Regions from separate parts of the Homo sapiens genome. Here region 2 is linked to region 1. A link is an interaction called in ENCODE POLR2A ChIA-PET data of the cell type or tissue named here. Cell type or tissue: B cell. All regions are shown on one strand. Links, peaks and the distances in the headings refer to the core of each region. The heading gives the core; the rest is flanking DNA. Region 1 overlaps RBM33 (RNA binding motif protein 33). Region 2 overlaps RBM33 (RNA binding motif protein 33).

Region 1 (5,382 bases), core at 190-5,189:
GACAGAAATACTGCTCCAATAAACTGGCACACAAGTCACTTTTCCTCTATGAGACAAAGAAACTCAGGTTTTACAGAGTTAAAAGTGAATTAACTAAAGTTACATCACCAATGAATGACAACTAAGATGACAAGAACCCACATTCTCACACTCTTGGTTTATTAAGTGCTTTATCCATCATAGTGCATTGCTTCTGCAAGACAAATCTATCTCCAAGAAATGCCATATAAATCATGGTTCCAAAATCTGACATTCATAAGAAGTTCTACTGATGTGATCATTTCTTTATTAACTTCTATCATTTCATGGGAATAAGGGTACTACATTACCAATTCCCTCTAGCAAATATAGATTTTAAAACTGTTATGAGTTGTGAATACCTCACTTAACAGAACTTTTAGTACTAACGTAATTCTACCTTTTGAAAGAAAAGATGACTTTAATCCTCTCAAATAAGTGCTCTGTTTTGCTTTTCTTTATATTCTTTTAAAAATCCAAGGTAAGAAATTATTATTCTCTCATATAATTCTCATACAAATTATACTTTCACTTTTCTGCATCTCTTGTTAATTACATGATTTTTATCTATATTAATCCTATTCAAGAAGAACTGATAACTCAGGTTACAAAAAAAAAAACGATGAAAAACTTTGCATAAATTGCTTAGCACAAAGTTAATCGTATAAAGCCAAGAATAAAAAGGCACTAACAGCTATTATGTGACTTATCAGCTTCCCTAAAAGGGTCAGTCCGTATATTTTAATAAGACTAATTAAATACCTTAACAATGTCATTGAAACTTCATGAATCTTTCAATACATTACAACCAATCTCTACAAGATGTTTTCCTTTATTAATCCCACTTGAAATACAAAGAACGATATAAGAAACCAATTGACACTTAAGAACACCTCTCAGTTAATTCTGATTAAATGGGTTGAATGCAAAGAATAAAGGTCACTAGTGACCCCTGACGTAATTAAAATTACAGCCCTCTATCACAATATGTTAATCCTCTTATTTCAGTATTCTCCATAGATTTCTTTTTCTTTCAGGTTATGCCTTGTTTAAATACCTATATTCACCTTCCTAGAGGGTACTTTGATATTTATAGATGCATTCTAAACATTTTGAAGAAGGATACACCTAGTGCCAAGTACTAGGTTTCATGCAGGGGTAAAAAAACACCACATGAATTTAAATACATTAGGATAATGTTAATGGTTCAAGCAGTGAAACAAGAGCACCCACTACAAACTACAAAACTTTTCTTTGGTACAAAATGGTGTTTTGATGAACCTCCTAAAGACTACTTACATTATTTCCTGAAATGAAAAACTCTTTATTTCTGCACCCTCACCCCTGCCATGGCCCCTCCTGAAACAACTCCTCCTAATGACTGGCCCTGCTATAGCAAACTTCCTCACTTTAGTACTTAATGAGGGTCACAATTTTATGTAGTTACAATTCAACTTACCAGATTCTATGTTTTTTTCTCAGTTTATGGAAGTTCAATTTCATATTTAAGGAGAAAGCACAGCATAAAAACTAAGAGAACTGGCCTCCAGTCCTCCCTCCTGCGCCCAGTTGTGTGAACTTAAGCAATTTGATCTTTCCAAAAGTCAGCTTGCCAATCTCTAAAACAAAAAATAATAATTTTTTACTTTTGCTCCACAGGCTGAACACACTGTGGAATATAGTGATCACTCAATTTTTTTTTATTCATTACTGATTTTCAACCATATATGCTCTATGAATACCGTACTTCCTCATTCAAAAAAAAAAAAAAAAAAAAACAACTAAAAAAGGAAAGAACCAACTAAAAAAGGAAAGCAGTAGTATCAGCAGCTACGTCAACTGAAAAGCATACAGTCTGTCTTAAATCTCATCTGTGAATGCACTATCATCCACAATCCACTCCTAGGCATTTACTGACAACTTATGTTCACAAAAAAAATCTGTACACACACACACACACACACACACACACACACACACACACACACACAAACCTGTACACAAATGTTTACAGCAACTCTAATCACAACATCCGAAGACTTGAAATAACCCAACTGCCTATCAGGTGAATGGATACACAAACTGCTATATCCATATACTGGAATACTACTGAGCAATAGAAAAGACAAACTACTGACTGGTGCAGCAAATGGATGAATCTCAAACGCGTTATACTACAGGAAAGCAGCCAGGCTCCAAATGAAACAAGCTCTATGATTCCATTTACATAACACAATTATAGGAACAGACACATTCAGTGGTTGCCAGGGGCCGGTAGGGAGAGGGGCTAACCACAAGGGGCAGGAGAGTCCCTGGATGATTATATAACTGTAGGCACTAGGCGAAACTCACACACCTGTACGCTCAAAGCACTCAATTTTTAAAGTGAAAAATTCTCATCTTTTGGAAGAATTACTTTTTTGTTTTTGGTTTTGTTTTGTTTCGTTCTTACTTGACACGGAGTCTCGCTCCATCGCCCAGGCTGGAGAGCAGTGGCACGATCTCAGCTCACTGCAACCTCCGCCTCCTGGGTTCAAGCGATTCTCCTGCCTCAGCTTCCCAAATAGCTGGGTCTACAGGCACCCGCCACCATGCCCAACTAATTTTGTATGTTTAGTAGAGATGAGGTTTCACCATGTTGCCCAGGCTGGTCTCGAACTCCTGACTTCAAGTGAGCCACCCACCTCAGCCTCCCAAAGTGCTGGGAGCGCTGGCCAGAAGAATTGCTTTTGATACTTTATAATAAAACAGGACTTCTCTCCAAGTGTGCCTTAAAAATGCACCTAAACAGAACCACAGGTCTTCAACAACTCCTGGGAAATTAAATATTAAAAGAAAAAAAAAAGCAGTGTGTTTTGTAGGACACATCACTAAAAACAGGTAACTAAGATTTCCCTGCACAGAGGAGTTCCAAGACTTTAAACTGTGTCCAACATTTCACAGGCTAAATTATTCAGTTGCAGATGGGCAAACTACACTGAGGTTTAAGTCTCTATATATAGCACTCTATATCCGAAGAGAATTTAAAAGGTGTCCCAGTCAATGTAACAGATTTACTTAGCCAATAAACGAAAAACAGCCCTCCCTTGGTATGCATAGGAGATTGCTTCCAGGCCCCCGCATATACACATGTTGTACAAGGGACAACTATAGTTTATCACATACTTTATAAAGCAGTTTTTACAAAGTAGCTCAACAGCTCCAACAGAAGAAACAAGAAACCAATTTTATGTGATTTCAAGGAGTACCCCTGGCCTTTGACTAATTAGCATGGACTTGAACCCAGCCCTATCTCTATCCAACACATGCAACGCATGCTGACCAAGCAGCAAGTTAAAGGGTTACTGAATTTGATAAACCACCTTCTTTAATAGCTGTTACCATAGTGTTTAGCTGCTCGTTACTGCCGCAGATGGGAATTCATTGATATGATTAAATTTGATGGTATGATAATGTATGGTAATCACGATTAATCAGAAACCCACTAGCAAGTGGAGGATGTTGGGTATTATGTCACGTGCATTTTAAACTGCATTCTCTCCTTGCAAGCCTGACAATGTTTGACAGCTGGAAGGGTCTCCTACTATATTCGCCTGCTACTACTTATAGATCTGATCAGAGAAAATGCCCATCATTCCTTCCATAGCTTAAGTGCTGGTAATTATAAGGCATTGCAAGCATGTTGTAAAAACAGTAGGTGTTCAAAAGCAAGACGTTCTTTCCTGGATGGAATAAAGTCTGGATTCTCATCTGCAAGGGCTGTAATAGAAAGAAATGTGATTTGATGCAGCAGTCTCATCAAACATGATTTGCATGAAATGGCCTATAAGACACATCCAGGAAACATCATTCACTGCCACCTGATACCATGTGCCCAAATGTGGCCCAAACTATAAGATGTGTGATGTTCTGTAACTACAGAGTAAACACAAATACGAACCTCGTTTGCCAGGTCTAAGTAAGTAAGAACACGATTGTTAAGAAGATGCATTCAAACTTAAAAGTATAGTTTATTTTAAATTTAAACAAAAGGCACTAAGAAATTATTCAGCAGCCCAACTACCTGGTATTTAACGGCTAACTGAAATATCACTATTTGCCCGAAACACCAATGTAAAATCAAAGGACTGAATAGTTTTTAAAATTTTTAAACTTATTTTAAAATACTCTAGGTCAGGAATCTTTAAAATGATTTTTTCATAAGCTTAAAATTTAGCTCAGCACTTTTTCACAAGCTTAAAAACAGCAATTGCACAGAAAAACTAGATTCACAAAAGTCTCAAAACAACATGTTAAAATATTCCAACAGTTGACATTTTATGTTACTTTTTTTAAGTGGGCAAACTTTAAAAACAAAAAACTCTCTGAGGACAAATACATGACTAGAAAATATACTTTATGGATAAGATAAGGACTTACAGCTTTATATTAGTGACAAAAACACCAGGTATAGCCTTTGCAGAAAGAGAAACCAATTAGATTAATTTAATTGTAAAACAGAGAACATCTGAAATGGAAAACAGAATTTAAAGTGTAGAAACTTACTTTCAGAAAGGTAACTAGCCTTCCACACCACTACTTCCTTATTTAAAAGACAAAACAAAACACAACACAGTGTTTCGTGAAATAGCATTCAGCATTCCTGACATGAACAAAAATGTGTTCATTAAATGGACTAGTAGATGGTTAAGAGGCCAGACCAGAAGACTGGACAGAGCAAAGTGCCCAAATGTAACAGGGTCATCAGTCACACAGGACATGTTAAGCTCTGAGGGTATGTTACTTCCTGTGCTCATCAGCCCATGTAAGTATTCATAACTTATGTAACGGAAATATGTTTTACAATCAGAAGAAAAAAAGTTTCAGAGTTCAGAACTAACGTGCATATCTGTAACTAAAATTAAGTACATAAATCTAATTTTTAAATGGAAGCCTAAATTACAAAGCACTTTACAGAATTCCTTAAATGAGGGACTAGGGAAGGACATGCATCCTAGTGCAAAGACTAACATAACCAAGAGCAAAAGCAATTTTCTCCAAAATGATCAAAAACAAGGATCCTTTTCTTAAGACACTTATTTTGACATTCAGTTATTTGTTTTAAAAATCATTTCTTAAATTCTCCAAATAATGCTAATTAACAAGAAATAAAAATATTAGTCTAACTACAAGCAAAGCCCAGAATACCAAATTTTGGCCTCAGATTTGGATTTTTAAGAATAATTTTAAAGAATAATTTTAAATAATTTTACACACTATGAAAAATGGTATTTCACATTTGGGTGCCTCAATTTCTGTAATTTTTAATTAAAAAAACTAGAGGTATTATAACTCAGCAAAATTTCTGGACATACTAGTTCTAAA
Region 2 (5,382 bases), core at 318-5,317, 73 kb after region 1:
GAAGAGCCAGATGAAGAGGTACACAGGGCCAGTCTGAAGGGTCAGGGTGCACCACCCTCCCAGCACGAGGAGGTGCTCACCAACTCAGAAGCTCCCTAAACCTGATGATTAAATCACTGACTAATGGTGATTACCACCAATCTCCAGCCCCTCCCCTCGAGGGAGGCTGGGGGTTGAGCCTGAACGTTCTAACCCTCTTAACATGGGGTTAGTTTTTCTGACAAGCCCCCACCCCAAAGCTATCTAGGGCCCCCACCCCCGCTATAAGCCATCTCATTAGTGTAGAAAAGATAGTAAATTCAAAGGGTTTCCAAAGTTCTGCCGAGGGAACCTGGGCAGAAAAAAATATTCATTTTTTATCATACCACAGCATCCCCCAAAAGGGCATGTCCACCAGAACCTCAGAATGTGGCCTTATTTAGAAATAGAATCTATGCAGATGTAATTAGTTAAAATGAAGTCATTCTGGATTAAGACTGGCCCCTAAATCCAAGGACTGGCGTGGCAATTCCATTTCTGGGTATACACTCAAAAGAACTGAAAGCAGGCACTTGAAGACACATTAATATACTCAAGCTCCTATTAGTATTATTTACAATAACCAAAAGGTGGAAGCAACTCAAGTGTCTATTGAAGGATATATGGTTTAAAAAAAAATAGTATAGATATATAATGGAATATTATTTAGCCTTAAAAAGGAAGTTCTGACACATGCTACGACACTGATGAATCTTGAAGACATCATGCTAAGTGAAATAATGACTCAAAATCTTACAGGGCAAGCTAACACAAGAACCCTGTACAGCCTGTTTATATTCTTAATATATTCTGAGTCATTTCCCTCTGTTTTCCTTTAGAATACAAATACTTTTTAAAGTTCCAGTTCATAGCAGTCATATTAAACAGAACCAAGAAGAAAAAATGTGTCCCCATTAGTCCAGAACTTTAAAGGAAGAACAGCACATCCATGAAAGCCAAGGGGTAAAATATTAACTGAGCAAAACGAAAGAGGTCAATGACCTCCTTACCTGGAAAATCTCCTTCTAAGGCCTAAACATTGTACAAGACATTCTATTTTAATAGGGGGATCAATTTTCCTTCAAGACTGAAGATATCTACTAGATTTCTACAATTCTCTATCATGCAGCAATCAGACATCTACAGTTAACACAAACTTTTACTTACCATTCTATTTCTTCTTCTTTTCCAGAATCCTCGACTTGGATAAGATACCACATAGACTATTAGCTTGTGATAGGGTTCTAGCAATTATCTAATCTAAGGGTCAGCAAACCAAAGCCCATGGGCCAAGTAGGGCCTGCCACCTGTTTCTGCCCAAATTTAGCTACCACCCGTGTATGTAAATAAGCTTTTAATGGAACACAGCTATTCCAATTCAGGCATATATTGTCTATGGCTGCTTTCAAGGTAAACGGCGGAGTTCAGCACTTCCAACAAAACTCATCTGCCCTGCAAAGCCTAAAATATTTACTATCTGACCCTTTACAGAAAAAGTTTGCTGACCTTTGTATTCCAAAGGTTCTCAACCTTCTTTTTCCTCAATATCACACTCATGTATAATATGTTCCTAGTCCAAATCACTAATAGTCAAAATTCCTTATTTTATAGATGAGGAAATCCAGATCCTTTATTTAAATATTAACTACAAATCAGGTAATGTCCAATAACTTTCGAAGTGAACATATGAGCCTTACAGCATAACTAGTAAGTTCTGAATAGCCAAGCCAAATTTTCAGAAAGAGTTCCTACACCATGTTGCTTTAGAAATAATTTGTAGTCACTGTTTTAAAAATCTCCTATGTTACACGGGCCCCAGGAGAGGTTCTCCCTAAAATGAAGTTTTTATTTTGTTTATGAAGTGTAGTCCTCATTGGTCATTTGTTTGTCTTTCAACAAACTTTCATCATTCAGGGTTTAAAAATCAATCATAATAGAATTCCTGCTTGATATGAGATAGGACCCCTCCTATTATGGAAGTTATAAAGGCTTGCTCTATAAACTTGGGTAGCCGAGAAGAGGCAAGTGAGCTGAGCTCAGCCTACTGGATGTTCCCATCATGACTTAAAATCTATAGGAACTGACACTCATTTCTTTTCCCAGGAACCTAGACCCTTTTTTTTTTTTTTTTTTTTGGTGAGACAAAGAGTTTCCCTGTTGCCCAGGCTGGAGTGCAGTGGTGCGATCTCGGCTCACTACAACCTCCACCTCCTGGCCTAGCCATGAAGCCTTCTAAATGGCTGAGTTTAAGGGATGAAATGTCAAACAAAGAGGAGAAAATGTTGTTAAAAACTTCTAGAATGAAAAAAGGTCACATAAAAAATGATTAGGAATCAGAATGTCCTCAAACTTCTCAAGAGCAGATCTGGATGCCAGAAAACACAACAATACCGCCAAAAATCTTACAAAAATAAACTCAAATCTAAAATTCTGGACCCAACAAAACCACCAATCAAGTTGTGAAAATTAAAATTTCCTTCAGACTCAGGAGTCTCAATCTCAAAAAATTTACCTTCAACACACACACTCAAGAAGCTGTCGGCCAGGTGCAGTGGCTCACGCCTGTAATCCTAGCACTTTGGGAGGCCGAGGCGGGCAGATCACCTGAGGTCAGGAGTTCCAGACCAGCCTGGCCAACGTGGCAAAACCCCGTCTCTACTAAAAATACAAAAATCAGCTGGGTGTGGTAGCATGTGCCTGTAATCCCAGCTACTTGAGAGGCTGAGGCTGAAGAATCGCTTGAACCCAAGAGGTGGAGGTGGCAGTGAGCTGAGATCACACCACTACAACACTCCAGCCTGGGCGATAGAGCGAGAGTCCGTCTCAAAACAAAAACAACAACAACAACAACAAAAAGAAGCTGTGGCATTGCTTAACTCTATATCAATGTGGAAATCTGAACATAAAGAATAATTTTTCTAGGAAAATTTAAATGATCGTAATTGACTTTTCATCTTATAAAACTAAATAAATCAATAATAATACAGGAAATTGAAAAGATAACTTTTTTAAAGGGAACCAGACCCAAATGGCTCTGGAGAAAAGAGTTCTTCCACAGTCAATAACAGATTTTTACACCATCCCAGAAAATTTCACAACTCATTCTAAAAACCAACATATCATAAATAAAAGGATAGCACAAATGTACACACAAATACCAAGGAAGAAAACAGTAAGTCAGTCTCCCTTATGATCAGAGATAAATCCTAAAATGAAATCCAACAATATATTAAAAAGAACAAAATGTGGAGATCAAGATTTTGAACCCCAGAATGCATGCTTAGTTCAGCACTGGAAATCTATCAATAGATTACATTAAGAGATTAAAGAACAGGGGAAGAACACATAATCACAACAGATGCAGAGAAAGCGTTTCACAGCTCAGAGGCAGCACTGGGGATGGCAGTCAGTGCTCCTGGTGCAGTGATGCTAAAGGGGTCAATAAGAACCTGTCCTCAAAAAATTGTGATTGTGCATTGTGACCTGAGCTGAGGAATCAGCTCAGAGACCACCCCTTCAGAACTCTCTCAGAGCTAGAGCGGCATCCCAGGCAGTGCTTGTCAAAAGCATTTAAAGACATCCACTAACCAGGGTCACCTGGGGCAAGGGATGATGGCCAGGGTTAGCAACATACAAACTGAAAAGCCTGGGAAAGAAGAGGCTGAGGAGGAAAATATATGAAGGAATGAGAGTGTTGGGGGCTCCCATGTATAATGGGAAATCTGGAAGACCATGCATATGCTGAAGGCTGGGCACATGCTCAGAAAACAACTTGAAAGAACCCTAGATTTATACCTCTGGCTGATCTTTGAGCTACGCATATGCAGAAGGTGAGGCTAAGGTTGGGGTTATAGGTGGCCTGGATGAGCAATGAAGTAACGTAAGCACAGGAGTTTTTGTTTGTTTTTTGGTTTTGGTTTTGTTTTATTTGCAGCTCCAGCCATTTGAGGACATCTCCATCAGATCACTGGCTGGGCAATGATACAACACAATGGAGACATCAGTGACCACAGGAGACAAGGAATAGAGTCTCTTCATTTGGCAAGTCATTAAAAAACCAGACAACTGAAGGCCACAACAAGAAATATAGCAAACCCAGAAAAGGGGGGGGACATTCTGACTTCCAAAATTTCCACATCACCATATTTAAAATGTCCAATTTTCAGTCCCAAAACTGAGGGACCGAAAAAATCAAGCTAACATGATTTAATCAGTTACACAGGTGAATCATGTGGAATTGACTAACATAAATTAGGATACAATTATATTTTTTCAGATTCATACAGAAAATATGTCATTCTTTAATTCATTCACCAAATATCTAACACATGCTATGTGCCAGGAAGATGTGGAATGCATGGTAAAACAGCATTTTTTCTCCTCATGAGGCTTACAGGCTTATGTGGGAGGCAGATTTAAAAAACAAGTAAATAACTAAAGAAAATTACAAATTGAGATAAACGTTCTGAAGAAAACAAGGGTGCTATAGGTGAGGAAACAGGAAAATATTGAAATTATCCAGTCTAAGGAGCAGAGGAAAAATAAGCAGAGCCTTAAAAAACGGGGACATCATTAAAAGTACCAATCTATGCATTATGGGAGTCCCAGAAGGAGAAAACAAAGTAGCAGGAAAAAGAACTGGAGAAAAAAATAAAAAGCTTCCAAATTTGGTGAAAGACATGAACCTACATATTCAAGAAGCTCACCACTCCAAGCAGGATAAATCTGGAGACCCACACAGAAACACATTATGATCACACTATCAAAAGCCAAAGACAAAGAGAATCTTGAATACACCAAGAGAGAAGTGACATGTCATGTACAAAGGATCCTCCATAAGATTAACAGTCAATTTCTCATCAGAAACGATGGAAGCCAGAAGGTGATAGGATGAAATATTTCAAACTGCCATTCAAAAATTATATCCCCAGGTATGACCTAAGGGACTTTGTCATTAGTACACCTGCCCTACAAGAAATGCTAAAAGTACTCATGGCTGAAATGAGAAAGGCTATTCTTTCCCGACTCCTCAAACTCTCTTGATTGAAGCTAAGAAATTAAGCATGAAAGATTTTCTTGAAGGAAAAAAAAAAAGAATTAAATACACACATAATTATCAGTATGAAAACATCTCATTTATCAGCACTATTAGTGATTAAAATGCTCCAAAAATTTCCTACCAGGTAAATTTTACCTGTTGAAGTACTAAAACTTGTTTCACTTTCACAATTTCGAATGAAAACCTTCTGCACCATGCTTCATACTTTCCTGCCTTACTACATACTGACACAGTGGAAGGAACACTGAACTAGAAGTCAAAAAACCTGAATTCGAGTCTACTTCCCTTTCTTAACAGCTAGGTGG

Evidence for each region. Peaks named below come from ENCODE experiments on the same cell type or tissue, not always from the same donor. Only the 100,000 strongest peaks of a DNase experiment are listed, where the experiment ranks them.
Region 2: POLR2A ChIA-PET joins it to region 1 with 12 read pairs; 12 of 35 experiments call an interaction of 5 or more read pairs at or near these places.

Annotation. Positions count from the first base shown.
Region 1 is chr7:155,721,618-155,726,999 of GRCh38, reverse strand. The region is part of intron 9 of RBM33 (RNA binding motif protein 33); the gene reads right to left. Among named protein-coding and RNA genes, the nearest start is that of RBM33, 80 kb to the right of the region's middle. In B cell, for the core only: CTCF peaks have their summits at 2,136 and 2,336; DNase peaks (open chromatin) are centred at 2,079, 3,874 and 4,699; H3K4me3 peaks cover 3,714 bases; H3K27ac peaks cover 4,589 bases.
Region 2 is chr7:155,648,354-155,653,735 of GRCh38, reverse strand. All of the region lies in intron 1 of RBM33 (RNA binding motif protein 33), which reads right to left. Among named protein-coding and RNA genes, the nearest start is that of RBM33, 6.4 kb to the right of the region's middle. In B cell, for the core only: no CTCF peak of the experiment used is centred there; no DNase peak of the experiment used is centred there; H3K27ac peaks cover 566 bases.